Linked DNA regions of Mus musculus: all the other regions are linked to region 1. A link is a contact called in ENCODE POLR2A ChIA-PET data. All regions are on one chromosome and are shown on one strand. Each heading gives the region's core, a stretch centred on a gene start or an enhancer-like site at or near the end of the contact. The rest is flanking DNA. Distances are from core to core; before and after follow the strand shown.

Region 1 (4,110 bases), core at 1,441-3,940:
GGCAAACGAAATATCCTACAAAATAACCAAGAAATCCATGTCCCACCCTCTTCCTCACACCGAATTTTCTATATTATCTCCTGCTTGCTATGAAGAAGAAGAAGAAGAAGAAGAAGAACAACAACAACAACAACAACAACAACAACAACAACTACTACTACTACTCAGTGGTTAAGAGAGCCTGCTGCTTTTGCAGAGGACCAACTTTAGTTCCCAGCACCCACATCAGGTGCCTTACAACCACCGGAAACTCCCGTTCCTACGCATGTGAACACCCTCTTCTGGCACCCACCCGCGCATGATCAGACACACACATAGAAAAATGAGACAAGCCTTTGAGAAAAAGAACTCAACCTAAGGAAAGAACCAAGCTGCCTTGCTTCCCCCACACCCTGAACCAGAACGGTAAGCTGACGCCAGGCTTAAAGGGAGAGCTCAAACAGGGATACATATGAGGGCACAAAAGACAGAGCTGTGCATGCTGTGGCCTGTGTGTTGAGGTCAAAGGGCAACGTTTATGGGGTCAAGTCTCTCCTTCCAATTTATTTGGGTCCCAGGGGTTGAACTCAGGTCTCCAGTCTTGTTTGGTGAGTACATCTCAAAGACACCCCCCTTTTGGTGACAAGATCTTATTACATAGCCTAGGGTCCCTTGAAATGGTAATCCTCTAGTTATCCTGAATGCTGCTGGCATAACAGGTGTGGCCACCCTGCCTGATTCAGGGTGACTCTTACAGGCTTCAAAACTAGTTCTATCTTTTTGGGCTCTCAAAGTGACTAGGGCTTATCAGCAGGCCACAGAACTCTACAGTGGTCTCTGGGGGCACCGACACTCCCACAGGCCCCTGGCAAGCTTGCACATTTGGATATAAACATTCACGCAGTTGGCCTCCTGGCCTCCCTTCTCCAATCTCAAGTTACAAGGTTAAAAGCATCCTACTCACAGCCAAGGGGGGCAGGGAGCATGGGCGGGACCTCGTGGAAGCAGACAACCATCTGGTTCAGATCAAGACTGCTCACTCAGGACCCTTACAAACTTCTGAAGAATCTCCTCCTTCCTGGATGGCTCACAGGGTTTCCCTCCCTCCCTTCCCCACTGGGAGACTGGGAGACAGGGGAAGAAAGTGTGACCCAAAGGAAAATCCGGCTGAAGGAAGACAAACAGAAAGCAAACAAACAAAAACTGAATTATGCAGTCAAGTCTGTGTACCCTCCATCCCTCTTCAACTCAGAATCACCACAACTAAACAAGAGATCACCGCCTGTAGGCACCGTACCTTCTTCCACAAAGCACTCAGGCAGGCATCCCCCACACCATCCCCCAGAAGGGGCAACCCTCCTCCAAAGTTAGCAGCAGGAGTCAGATTAGCTTAGAATGATGACCAGAGTCCTTCAATGTCACCATCTTCATAGAGGTAAACGGTCCCTTCCAACCCACACTTCTGAGCCCACCAAGCATGAGGACGGGATGGCCAAACAGTTTCTAGACATTTGTAGACAGGAGTATGGGTTACTGACAAGGAATGACTGACTACTTCCCAGGGGTCCCAGGGGTCCCTGAATTATTCTTAGTACACAGATGAAAAACAAGAGGCAACATGGGAGGAGATGGATGCAGTTGGCAAGAGAGAAGCAGAAAGGCTAACTTGAACGAGCAGCAAAAGGACTGAGACTCCTTTCCAGGTGGAGGGCTGTGCAAAGCAGGGACAACAGAAGTAGTGGAAGAACTAAACAGGGAACACTGGAGCTGTATATGGGGCTGGGAAGTTTGATTCAGTCACAGGGGCATGACTGGAGGGAAGTAACGTGTCTTATATGGCAAAGGATGGAAGGAACAAGAGGGACAAGGGACAGTGCTCAGGCCAGCGTCCAGAGAGGACGGGCACACCATGACCAAGTTTCCGGTGGGTTCATGCCTCAGTTTTTCCAAAGTAGGAAGGGGATCAAGCTGTCAGGTCTTATTAGAGAGAACTAGGCCACAGAGTGTGGCTAGGGGTCAGTGCCAGGTGGGGGAAAGGCCGAAGGGTAGAGGAAAGAAGTGAAGATGGTGCAGACAGCTTGTGACCAGGAGAAGTGGGGCAGGGGATTCCGGATGGAGCAGGTTCCCAAGCGCCCTAGGGCTGGAAGTACCAACACCTGGGGTGTGGAAGTGTGGACGAGGACAGAGAACTCCAAAGGCTGAGGCTGGGGGCTGCCAGCAAGGAGTGTTACAGGAGTGCCTGAAAGACTGGGAGTGGTTAGATATGCAGAAGCAGAAGACGGGGATCCCGATCGAGGCCAAGGCAATCGGACCCCCGCCCACACGGCGCCCAGACCCGAGGGAAGTTGCTGGGCTGGACCCGCTGGATCTGGGCCTCTGGGCCAAGCCCGCTGCCCGCACAGAAGACGGTAGGGGCAGCACGGGGCCCGGGGAGCCCCGCATCCCGCCCTCTCTCATCCCGCCCGCGCACCTCAGTCTGCGCTGGGCGCCGCGCGGGCCATGCTTGCCGCTCCTGCCGCCGCCTCCGCCCGTGCAGAGAGCTGCCGCCGCTGCCGCCGCCGCCGCCGCCGCCGCCGCCTCCCGCGCCTGGACCCGTTAGCTTCACCGCTCTCCAGTCCGCCAGCCTCGGGCCAGTCCCGCCCTTGCCTGGCCCTGCCCTCCCGGAGCGCCGCGGCTGCAGCTCAGCCCGGCCCCTCCCCCCACCCCTACCCAAGCTAAAGGGAAGGGTGGGGGAAGGGGGCGGGTGCCCCCTCCCCATTCACATCCTCCGGGGCTCTCCCCTCCCTCCTGTTCCCCCACCACCACTCGCTCAGGCATGCTGGGATATGTAGTCCAGCCTGGCAGGACCCGCCAGCATCGCTCTGCATATAGGACTATTGCTCCCAGAAAGCAATGCACTCCCATATCTGGGCTCATGGTCTTTGTAGTTCTGTCCGGATTTAGAGGGTTAAGGCACAGCACTAAGGGGCGTATTCTTCAGTTTCACAGCCACGCGACTCTGGGCTGCTGAAGCCTGGGAGGTGCAGTCTGCGGTACCCCAGCCGGGCTTTGGTACCTGGTTCATCAAAGGATGCGAGTAAGCTGAGGATGCCTCTCACACAGGACTGTGATCAACTGCGGCCAAGCCCAGCTCAAGGGAACTGTTTGTACTTGCTCTTGCCAAGAGCCACGACCTGAGCCAGCTGGGTTCATGCCCTGGCCCAGCAAGCTGCAACTGCAGTGAGGGCACTAGGTCCAGGCTGTTGAAAAGAGGGGCACCAGCAGCGATGTGGAAATAGGGTTTGCCACTATGTGACTGGGCACCTCACATTGCAAACTGTCTTGCTTGTAGGCACCCTACAGCCTTTATCCATTAGGGCATCTCTTGACTTCAGACTTCTGACTCTTAGATGCCTATTCTCTAGGGTAACATGCACACATTTTAAATATTTATCCACATCAGTGTTAGGCAATCCTTTCCTCAACTTTCAAACCAAGCTCCAAAACCATTAGGAAGTTCCTAATTGATGACACATTCAGTCTCCAAATGTCTCTGACTGACCAATGATACTCAAACGACTTCTGGTTCATTAGTTCTGGGACCCTAGAATTTTAAGTGTGTTCGTTCTTTCTCTTATTATGTAACCCAAGGTAGTCGTAAATTCCCTTTGTAAGCCAGGCAGGCCCGCCTGGAATCCATGATGGATTCTCTTGCCTTAGCCTCCTGAGGGTTGTTATTATGGACACTGAGCCATCACACCCTGCAATGAATCTTTTGGGTTCAGACTCCATCACAGAAAGCCTGACCTAAGATTGAACTCGAGTAAACTAACAGACCAGTACCTAGCACCGGTTTCCAGGTTACTCCCCAACAAATCTGCACCCCCCAGGTTACAAGCCCGCCCCCTGGCACTTCACTTTCTAACAACCACCAATCAGGAGGAAAGCAGAAGTTAAGTTTATGGTTTGACTTCCAGCATTAAAGGCCATCATTCCGCCCGTCGTCCCTCCCCCGCCCCCCCCAATCAGATGTGTACCAGACTAGAGACCCACTTCTTGCCTCTAAAAATGCTTGCCTGAAACTAGGTTCAGGGCTCCACTTTCCTACTGTGTCAGCGTTGGTAAGAGACAGGGGGGGGGGGGGAGCTCAAG
Region 2 (4,521 bases), core at 1,042-3,541, 73 kb after region 1:
ATGTGCATAACGCCCCCCCCCCCCCCCCGTTTGTTTTTCAGTATATCTTATTCTATCTAGCAGATGACTAACACAATGGAAACAAATAAATATTCAACACTTGTGCAGTGTTCTAAACAATGACGCTATAAAATGTAGTGGCTCATCCAGATGTGTGATGTTCCCTTGTTATTCCACATTCAGGAGGCGGGCAGGAGGAACAGAAGTAAATGCCAGTTTTGACCATGTAGGCAATTTGAGATCCTGTCTCAGAATCAAAACAAGGACTGGAGGAGGACTCCTCCCTCCAAGTCTGATGACTAGAATTTGATCGTCTGCATTCACACAGCAATTTTGAAGTTGTCCCCCAACTTCTACACTTGTGCTATGACACACTTGCTTCCTCATACACATACACTTTTAAAAGGAACAAAATAAAATATAGTAGCTAAAGAAATGAAATTGCCAAAGAGACCATAAATTTCTTTTTTTTTAATCCCTTCTTTCTGCATACTTAGTGTTCAGAGGGGGTGATTATATTTCTACGCCAGTGAAGCTATTTATTTATTGTGCTACCTCAATTTATGCACCTTTGAGACAGGAGTTTTGTGTAGTTCATGAATTTTAGATCCTATTGCTTCAGCCTCTTGCATGCTGGGATTACAGGTATACAGCATATTTAGCTCAATTTCTGGTTTTTTTTTCCTATGAAGTAAGGAGAGCAATATGTACCTCATCGGATTTCAATATGTACCTTATAGGATTTCTGTGCAAATAAAACAGGATAATAAAGGCACATAACACAGTGTGCAGAAAACAGTTCCACAGTCTTAGCTAAATAGTTTAATAAAGGCAGTCTTAAGACGGATGCAGAGGAAAATTTGCAGTCATTAAAAACAAACACAAAGCCAACGCTACTACATTTTATAAGACCGCAAAAATTTCCCCAATGTATTAATTGCTTCAAAGAATATAGACTTAGGAATGTTAAGTCAAGAGCACTCAACTTTAAACCACTACTTGTGTGGGAACTGCTGGAGCAGATGCAAGGCAGTACTTGAAAACATTCAAAGGTAGTAACAACTCTCTTTTCCTCTATTCAGAGCGCTTTGAGAGCTGCATGACATTAATCCCAGCACTTGAGTGACAGCGGCAGGCAGATTACTGAGTTCACTGCAAGCCTGGTCTACATAGTGAGTTGCAGGCCAGGTAGGGCTAGATAGTTAGAGCCTATCTAAAAAGAAAAAAAAAAAAAGTTCCCTGGGAAAAACAGCTGCCAAGGTTTTTAGGTGAGAGGTTACATCTTCTGACTTGCAAGGAATCCATCCACGAACTGACAGCACCAGACTGCCATGGAAAAGAAACAAACGTATATAAAGAGATATAGCATGCTATTAATAGAAAGGAAGCCGAATCCTTTCCACACCTGTTACTTGATTGACCACACATCCGAGGTACAAGAGATGAAATCACTTGTCCGAGACCAGACAGCTGCGCCTTAGTCTTAAAACTTCAAAGTCCTAACAGGGAGATTTCAAACTTCTAGGGAGTTGTGAGCTCGCCTATAATGCCAGTAGCTTGAGAGGTTGCTCTAGGAAGGTAGCCAATTTGAAGACAATATGGGCAACACCGAGGCCGTCTCAAAATAAGAAAACATCCAAATGCCTACACTTAACTGAAATGCTAAAAATACACACATAATCATTTCTTCCAAGAGAAAAAGTCTTAGACCTTCAAGCTAAATAGAAAGGAACTTCTCCTTTAAATGAGTCGAGAAGAAACTTTCGTAACTTTTCACTTCCCAAGCCAAAGCAATTCTTATTCTGAAGTCAAGCCAATTCGGTATACACATATGTATGTGTGCATGTAATACATACATGTACGCGCACACACACACACCACTTCCAGTTTTACTCGTCAGGGAAATCAATACGGAGGCAGACCAAGGAAGTAGTCCAGGTAACAGGTCAAATAAGCTTGAGTAGAACTGACAGGTGTACCCAAATGCCCAACTACATTAAAGCCTCTTGGGAAGCTGCTTTCTCGTTTTCCCTGGTAAAGCGATCGACACCCGTGATGCCCTCTGCCACCGGATCCTCCAGGAAAAAGGAGGTTCAGCTCCCCACCTCCTCGCCACAGAGTCGTTCGTACACAGCTTCCAGCTCCTGCAGCTCTGTCAGAGAGCGAATGAGCTCGGTGGAGATTTCGGAGCAGTGTCCTCCTCCCACCCCCTCCGGTGGCGGAGGAGCTCCTGACAATTTCAGCGGAGACTCCACCTCCGCCATCTTGGCTCCCGGTGGGCGCTTCCGGGCTTGCGAGGTCCCCTCTGCGTTGGCGCGGTGACCTTTGGGGCTGCCCACAGATATGCCCGATCAAAACCATTGGAAGTCTATTTTTAAAACTAACCTTCTATTTTACAGAAAACTTACCGTAACGTATAAATTTTAGATAACTCATTAGTCTTCAGGTGCAAGATGAAAACATCCCAAATTTACATCTATTTATCAGGCGGGGGCTAGATACCTTTTTCCCGTCGCGCGGCACCCGAAGGCCCGTCTTGAAGGCTAATGGCGGACGCCGGCGGATCGGCAGTGGCGGTGGCTTAGGCCTTGAAGCGATTCAGCATCCGTCGGGTACCGAAGCCATCCTTCTTGCAGCAGGGTAAAGAAGTGGCCTCCCAGCTTCTCTGTCGCGGAGGAAGTGGAGAGCGCTCATAGGAGAGAGCTGCCCGGCACCTCGGCCGGAGCCGCAGGGGCAGTTTTAGGCCCGAGAGGTTCGGTAGGCGTGAGGTTAGGGAAATGCTTGCCGTGGGCAAATGGCCTCGTGGACTCTTCGCCCACTTGTGTCTTCAGAGTGGGAACGAGTCCTTTAAGGCTTGCGAGTTTAACGTGGTGGCACACTCGTGTATTTCCACCACGCGGGGGAGGTTGAGGAAGTGGGAGTCCCACCGAGGCTGCATAGGAAGACTCGAGATTGAAAGACTATTCAATCAGCAAGGGGTAAAAATTCTGTTTGTTCAAAATGTGCAACTATCAGAAACCGCCCGGGAGCCGGGGATCTGGTTTGAACTTGTGCATTTGGTAGTTAGGCAAAATGTTGTTTCTCCTCTGAACCTCTGTTTACTGTAAAAGAAAGAAAAAAAAAACCCGAAGGCTAATAGTACCCATTTGAAGACTGTGCAAGATAAAAAGGAGGTGATGGTGGAACCGGAGATTATAGGCAGAGGCGGGGGAGGAAGCTTTCCACGGTTTGGCTGTTACGGTTACCTGATACCGGATATTCCTCCAGGAAGCACCTCTTCAGTAAGCCAGGAGATCCGTTTGTTTTGGTGTTGAGTGAGTAGGTGCTCATTTTAATCCTCCAAACCTAATGGTAGAGAGCACTTGCCCAAGGCCATAGGTTTCCTTCTCGTAGCCTCAAACACGAAATTCTGCATACAGAGCCTTACGAGGCAAGGTACCATCTTCCCCCCTGTTAAAGCAAATGTCCAAAGTCATAACATCACGTTCGCTGCTTATGGTGCAGCCGGAACTCATCCGTGACAGCCTTGTAAATTGTGAGGTCCTCTACCCTCAAGCTGCCAGTGCCAGTTCAACCTTTAGGGATAAGCCTTAGAGATATTAGTTTATTAGGTATTTTAGGACTAAATCTTAGAGGTATAACTTCATTTGCTTATATGTAGCGTTAACAGTTTCGCTAACTGAATTATAGTGTAGGCATTGAGTAAGATTCTCGGTATCTGTAGCAGAAAGCTGTCTTGTTGGTTTCTCAAAAAAATTCATCCTTTGGTTAAAGACAGCACATAAAATATGCAATAAATATATGTTCTTGAACATGCACATATATAAGCATATGGAAAGATGTAAGTTTGGTAAGATTTATAACCCAGAGAGAGAATGGGGTCTCTGGGAAATGAATCTGAGGTTTTTAGAGCCTTGAATAATGTGGATGTGTAGACCCTTGAACTACAGCTAACTGTAGGTTCTCATTTGTCTGGCAAAAAAAAAAAAAAAAAAATCACAAAAGGCACGTTTGTTAATTGAGCAAGTTGTAGGTTCTGGCATTTAACCACTTGCTCTATGTTGTCCAACTGATAGGATTTTTGAGCTTAGGGTTCCCTTGACCATAAGAAGTTTGGTTTTGTTTGAGACCGGGCCTCTCTTTGTATCATAGGCTGGAACTGAGTGTGTGACTCAGGCTGGCACTGAACAGAGTGATTCTCTTTCCTCTGCCTCTCGAGTGCTAGGATTACAGAAGAGAGCCATGATTCCTGTCTTTTTTTTTTTTTTTTTTTTTTTTTTTTTTTAATACCTAAAATGGGTGTTGCTAGGTGTAGTGGCACACACCTTTAATCCCAGTGCCTGGAGGCAGAGGCAGGAGGATCTCTGAGTTCCAGGATAGCTATTTCTGAATTGTCCATTCTGGAATTCACTGCAGCTTATACTTATCTTACACTTGCAGATATCCTCCTGCCTCGGCCTATTGAGTGTTCATGCCAATGTGCAGGCTTTCATAGAATTCATGTGAAATGAAAAGCAAAAG
Region 3 (4,572 bases), core at 1,148-3,647, 110 kb before region 1:
AAGACAACTTTATAGCGTCAAAACGTTTTTATGTGCACCCTCAGGTCCCTGAAAGGCAGGGAGTGTGTAAGGTGGGGATGACAGGTTTTGGTTGGAGTGCACCAATCGGCGTCTAGTGCTGTAGTGCTCTGCAGTGCTGGGTGTCCTGACAAATGAGAACTGTCTCATTTTTGACATCATCTAAACATCTCTAGAATTCTAGAGCCAGCTCTAAACTTAACTGCACCACTTTAGCTTGAGTTTAGTGTCTGTGTGGAACAGGACCTTGTGAGCATCAAAAAAAAGTTATTGAACTGGACACTATTTTACGCCCATTAGCACAGAGTTTTTAAACACACCCGCAAAGCACATGACATCCTGACTCAGCCAACCACAACTCCAAATGATCTACTTACAACTTAGTCTATCACTCTGACAGAAGCCCCAAAGGGGCAAAAAGATGGTGACACAGGCTGAGTGTGTGTGGAGGGGTGGGGTGGGGGGTGGGGATGGACTTGCATTCCCACAGGATCTTGCTAGTCACCATAAGGAGTCAAGGTTTTCAGAAATCTTGTCACACCGCCTTCTCTTTTCAGCCCTCCTTAACAATGGCTACAGTTCGACTTTACCTTTAGAGTCATTGTTGCTGAAGAAAACAACCTGCTTCTCTCCACAGACAAGCTGAGGGAACATTACTTTCTAGAGCACACTTGAACCTCCCACCTTTGCCTAAGTAATGAATGAGGACTGTGTGCTAAGAGCCAGTGGAGAACCAGTGCCCCCATAGGGTGGCCACTACATACAGACTACACCAGAGTTGTATACTGGGATCTAACATGTCCATTACCCTATGAAGACTGAAGGCTGTTGAAAGCTGTGTCCCCACTCTGACCATCCCAGAGCTCGGGAGGCTGAGGAAGGAAAATGGAGGGTTGGAGGTTTCCAGGTCAGAGACCCAGCCCCCAATAAATAAATAAATAAATGAATAAATAAATAAAGTTTCCAACATTAAAACTTGTTCTTTCCTCAATATACATAACACGTCTGTAGCAGAGGCAGGTCCGAAAACAGTACATCCCAGCAGGGGCTTAAAAGGCCTTCAGAACTTTTATTTATTTGTTTGTATTTGCAAGCTTGGGGCCAGACCCAGGGCCTTGAATTACAAGGTGACTTCAGCCACAGGACCTTGTAACATATTTCCATTTACAAGCTAGCCGTTCTGCCTGGCCTCTCCTTTCCCTTCTTCCTAATGAGGTCGTTTTGATCAATCACAAAGAAACATACTTAAGCAAACCTTTCCTTTCTTCACCAGGTCTCTCCTCTTTATACTGTCTCCTAGCCTCAAATGATTTATTTGGTGTGACTATTTAATGCTCACCTCCCAATCACAGTCTATGTTACATCTCAGTAGGAATCCTGGCTGGCTTCACTTCACCGTTACAGTGTATTTTCAGTATCTAGTAAAGTGGTCGTCACCCATGCTCATGATTAATTATACTAATCTGTAAATAGCATGCTCTGCACTAACATACTCCAAAGCACACCAGGAAACTTAGACTGTTTGAAAAAATTGCTGAATATATTTGTTCGGGTGAACCTGAAGGTATCAACTATTCTGTTTTTAAGAATCGAATCGGGCCGAGGGTCGTAGCACACGCCTTTGGTCCCACCACTCTTGAAGATCTCTGTGAGTCGAGACCAGCCTGGTCTACATAGTGAAACCCTGTCTCAAAACAGCAACAGAAAGAAGCGAGTCTGGAGTGCTGGCTCACGCCTGTAATTCCAGCACTTGAAATGCTGAGGCAGGAGAACTGCCGCGAGTTCAAGGCCAGCCCGGGTTACAGAGTTGAGTTCAGGCCAGTCTGGGGTAAGGTGTGAGAACCTAATAAAGAATGAATGAAGATGCCTCTTAGAGAGACTCCATTTATCTTAGTCACCCTGCTCTTCAGGCCTGGTTCCCTAACCCCCTAAGAGATTAAAATTAGAGGAGACAAACCCTTAGCTCTGGGTGGCGACTGAAGAGCAACCGCGATCTTCCCAAGGTCTTGGTCCTCTGCAAGTCCACCAGAAACCACACCACTCTCAGTGCTCCGAGGGAATAGCAAAAGCTACTCTCGAGATCCGGCTCCTGCGGAGACCGGGTCCTGACCCAGGCCAGGGGCGGGACCGCCCGGCAGCCCGCTGCAGCTGCCCCTCCCCCTCCAAGCGCCGGCTCTTCTCGTAGAGCTCTCGGGGCTCACTTGCTTTTTTTCCCGAGGGTCCGGGTCCCCAGGTCCTTCCTTGCCCGGAGCCCACCGCCACTCGCCGGCAGTTACCTGCTCCCTCAGATGCGCACAAGAAGCTATACTCACCCGCCACAACCGGTGCCAGAGCCGTACCTCACCATCCAATCAGAGCGCTCTGATGAAAAGTGACCCGCTACGCCTTGTCATCCTCTGATATGATTGGTCCACTGGCATGCCAATCATTCGGAGCGCGAATGAGCTAACAAGCCGGTTTCTGGGAAGGCTCCTGGGCTCGGCTGATGCAATGCTCAAGAAAGCTAGGACATGGAGTGTCACGTGACAGGGTTGACTATTGGCTTCAGGAGGCAGACATTTTGGGTTCTATTGGCAAAGCCCTAATAGTTGACAGTTAACAAGAGGAATGAAAACATGAATTTGGTGGCGATCACAGATTTTGGCATAGAACTGTTTAACTGCAAAGTGATACACGTACCTCAAAGGTTCGTTTTTCGGCCTTTTGAAACGGAGCAAGGTGGTCTTGAAATCAGGGGATTTGCCAGTCTTGCAGGTGTGCACCAATCAAATGTTCTTATTGTTATCGCGTATAGATCGGCATGCCTTCTTTAACGGTACCCTGGACTGAAATAAGTGCTTCAACCACGCCGAAGCGCTTTGGCACTGACTGATACGTCCGGTTCTCTCTTTGAGACAGGGTCTGGATAAATTGTCCAGGTTGGCCTTGAATTTTTCACTCTTGTCTTAGCCTCCGGAGTAGGAGGCAGTACAGTCCTGTGACATTAGGCATAGCTTTATATTTGTCCTTCAGGTCCCAATAAGAAGAAATTCGGGTCTTGATTTTGAAGAGGAAGAAATGACGTAACCCAAGTTAAAGGACATCTGTCCCTCTGTTTGCTTTAGAAAACAAGTCAACATTCTTAGGAAACGCCTACAACGGTGACGCACATCCATAGTCCCAGCACTTGAGAGCCAAGAGGATCAGAGCTTAAGGCTACCCTTGGGCCTTGGGCACAGTCTCAAAATAACACACACAAAACCTAAAATCTATAGGTAAGGCATCACACTAAAAAGTTCACACACCGTTTAATTTTTAAACTGTATTATCAGGTCTGCTAGTACCACTTTTTCACAGATGAGGAAACCCCAAATTACACGAAAACTTTTTCATGATGTACAGCTTTACAGAACAAAGAGAGTCATAAGTCAAGGTAATTTTAAAATATAGTGATGGTTATATCTGAAAGGCGACTATAGCAAGATGGAAAGCTTTTCTATAGACCCAAGATGTTATCTGATGGCATCTTTAGCTTTTTGGATGGTGGAAGCCAGTGGTCTGGTAAGTTAATAGATTCCAAATGGTTTCTATCTGTTAGTACAAGACTTTATTAGTTCAAACACAGAAATGGACAAAGAATGGTTGTTTTCAGAAGGCCAGAACTAGTCCAAGACAAATTCAATTAGCCTGTGAGCTTACGACATTCCTGTCTTCACAGTACTGACCTCAGATCTAATCAGTCAATTAGTATCCACAGACATAGTATAGTCTCTTTCCAGTTTTTGTTCACAGCTATATACCAAGACCTTGTCTTTTTATTTTTATTTTTTCCTCTGTTTTTACATAGTCCCTGGCTATCAAATAACTCAACAAATAAACCAGGATGGCCTTGAACTCACAAAGATTTGCCTGCCTCTGCCTCCCAAGTGCTAGGTTAAAGGCCCTTGCAACAGGATCAGCTTTTCTTTTTTCTTTTCTTTTCTTTTCTTTTTCTGTCTGTCTGTCTGTCTGTTTGTTTTTCGAGACAGGGTTTTTCTTGTATAGCCCTGGCTGTCCTGGAGCTCACTCTGTAGACCAGGCTGGCCTCGAATTCAGAAATCCGCCTGCCTCTCCCTCCCGAGTGCTGGGATTAAAGGCGTGCGTCACCACGCCCAGTTTGCCCAGGGTGTCATAAAGAGATGAGCAGAGGGCTAGAGAGATGGCTCAGTGGTTAAGAGCACTGGATGTGTGCCACCACCGCCCGGCAGGATCAGTATTTCTTAAAATGTAGACACTACTCCTGTGAAGGAATTTCTATTCATAGGTCAATTCAACAACAAATGACAACTTGAAACTTCAAGTGACCTGGAGAAGGCATCTATGGGTCTTTGGAGAGAACATGCTCAGTGCGCATGCGTAAGCAAGAGCCGTTCAGTGCCCCTCTTATGATTGGCTGGGAGGAGCCAACTTCAAAGGCTCAGCCAATGGAGCTTCGGCTTGGTTTGGATTGTGAGTGGCCGTTGGGGAAGCCTAACCGCCATGTTGCGCCGCGATGGCCGGAGCTGCTGGCCGGGTCGAGGTCGAGCCCGAGCCCGA

The links. ChIA-PET counts read pairs that join two places held with the same protein, here RNA polymerase II (POLR2A).
Region 2: POLR2A ChIA-PET joins it to region 1 with 10 read pairs in Patski. The contact joins the promoter of Cog4 here to the promoter of St3gal2 in region 1. POLR2A ChIA-PET finds 5 or more read pairs at or near these places in 4 of 5 experiments (Patski and embryonic stem cell).
Region 3: POLR2A ChIA-PET joins it to region 1 with 38 read pairs in Patski. The contact joins the promoter of Aars here to the promoter of St3gal2 in region 1. POLR2A ChIA-PET finds 5 or more read pairs at or near these places in 3 of 5 experiments (Patski and embryonic stem cell).

The regions. Positions count from the first base shown.
Region 1 is chr8:110,918,445-110,922,554 of GRCm38, reverse strand. St3gal2 (ST3 beta-galactoside alpha-2,3-sialyltransferase 2) reads right to left here and starts at 2,690. Exons shown (of 7, transcript NM_009179.3): 1 at 2,450-2,690.
Region 2 is chr8:110,844,794-110,849,314 of GRCm38, reverse strand. Cog4 (component of oligomeric golgi complex 4) reads right to left here and starts at 2,291. Exons shown (of 19, transcript NM_133973.2): 1 at 2,106-2,291. The coding sequence starts at 2,264. Sf3b3 (splicing factor 3b, subunit 3) reads left to right here and starts at 2,512. Exons shown (of 26, transcript NM_133953.2): 1 at 2,512-2,640.
Region 3 is chr8:111,031,667-111,036,238 of GRCm38, reverse strand. Aars (alanyl-tRNA synthetase) reads right to left here and starts at 2,397. Exons shown (of 21, transcript NM_146217.4): 1 at 1,976-2,397. It also overlaps a transcript of Ddx19b not described here.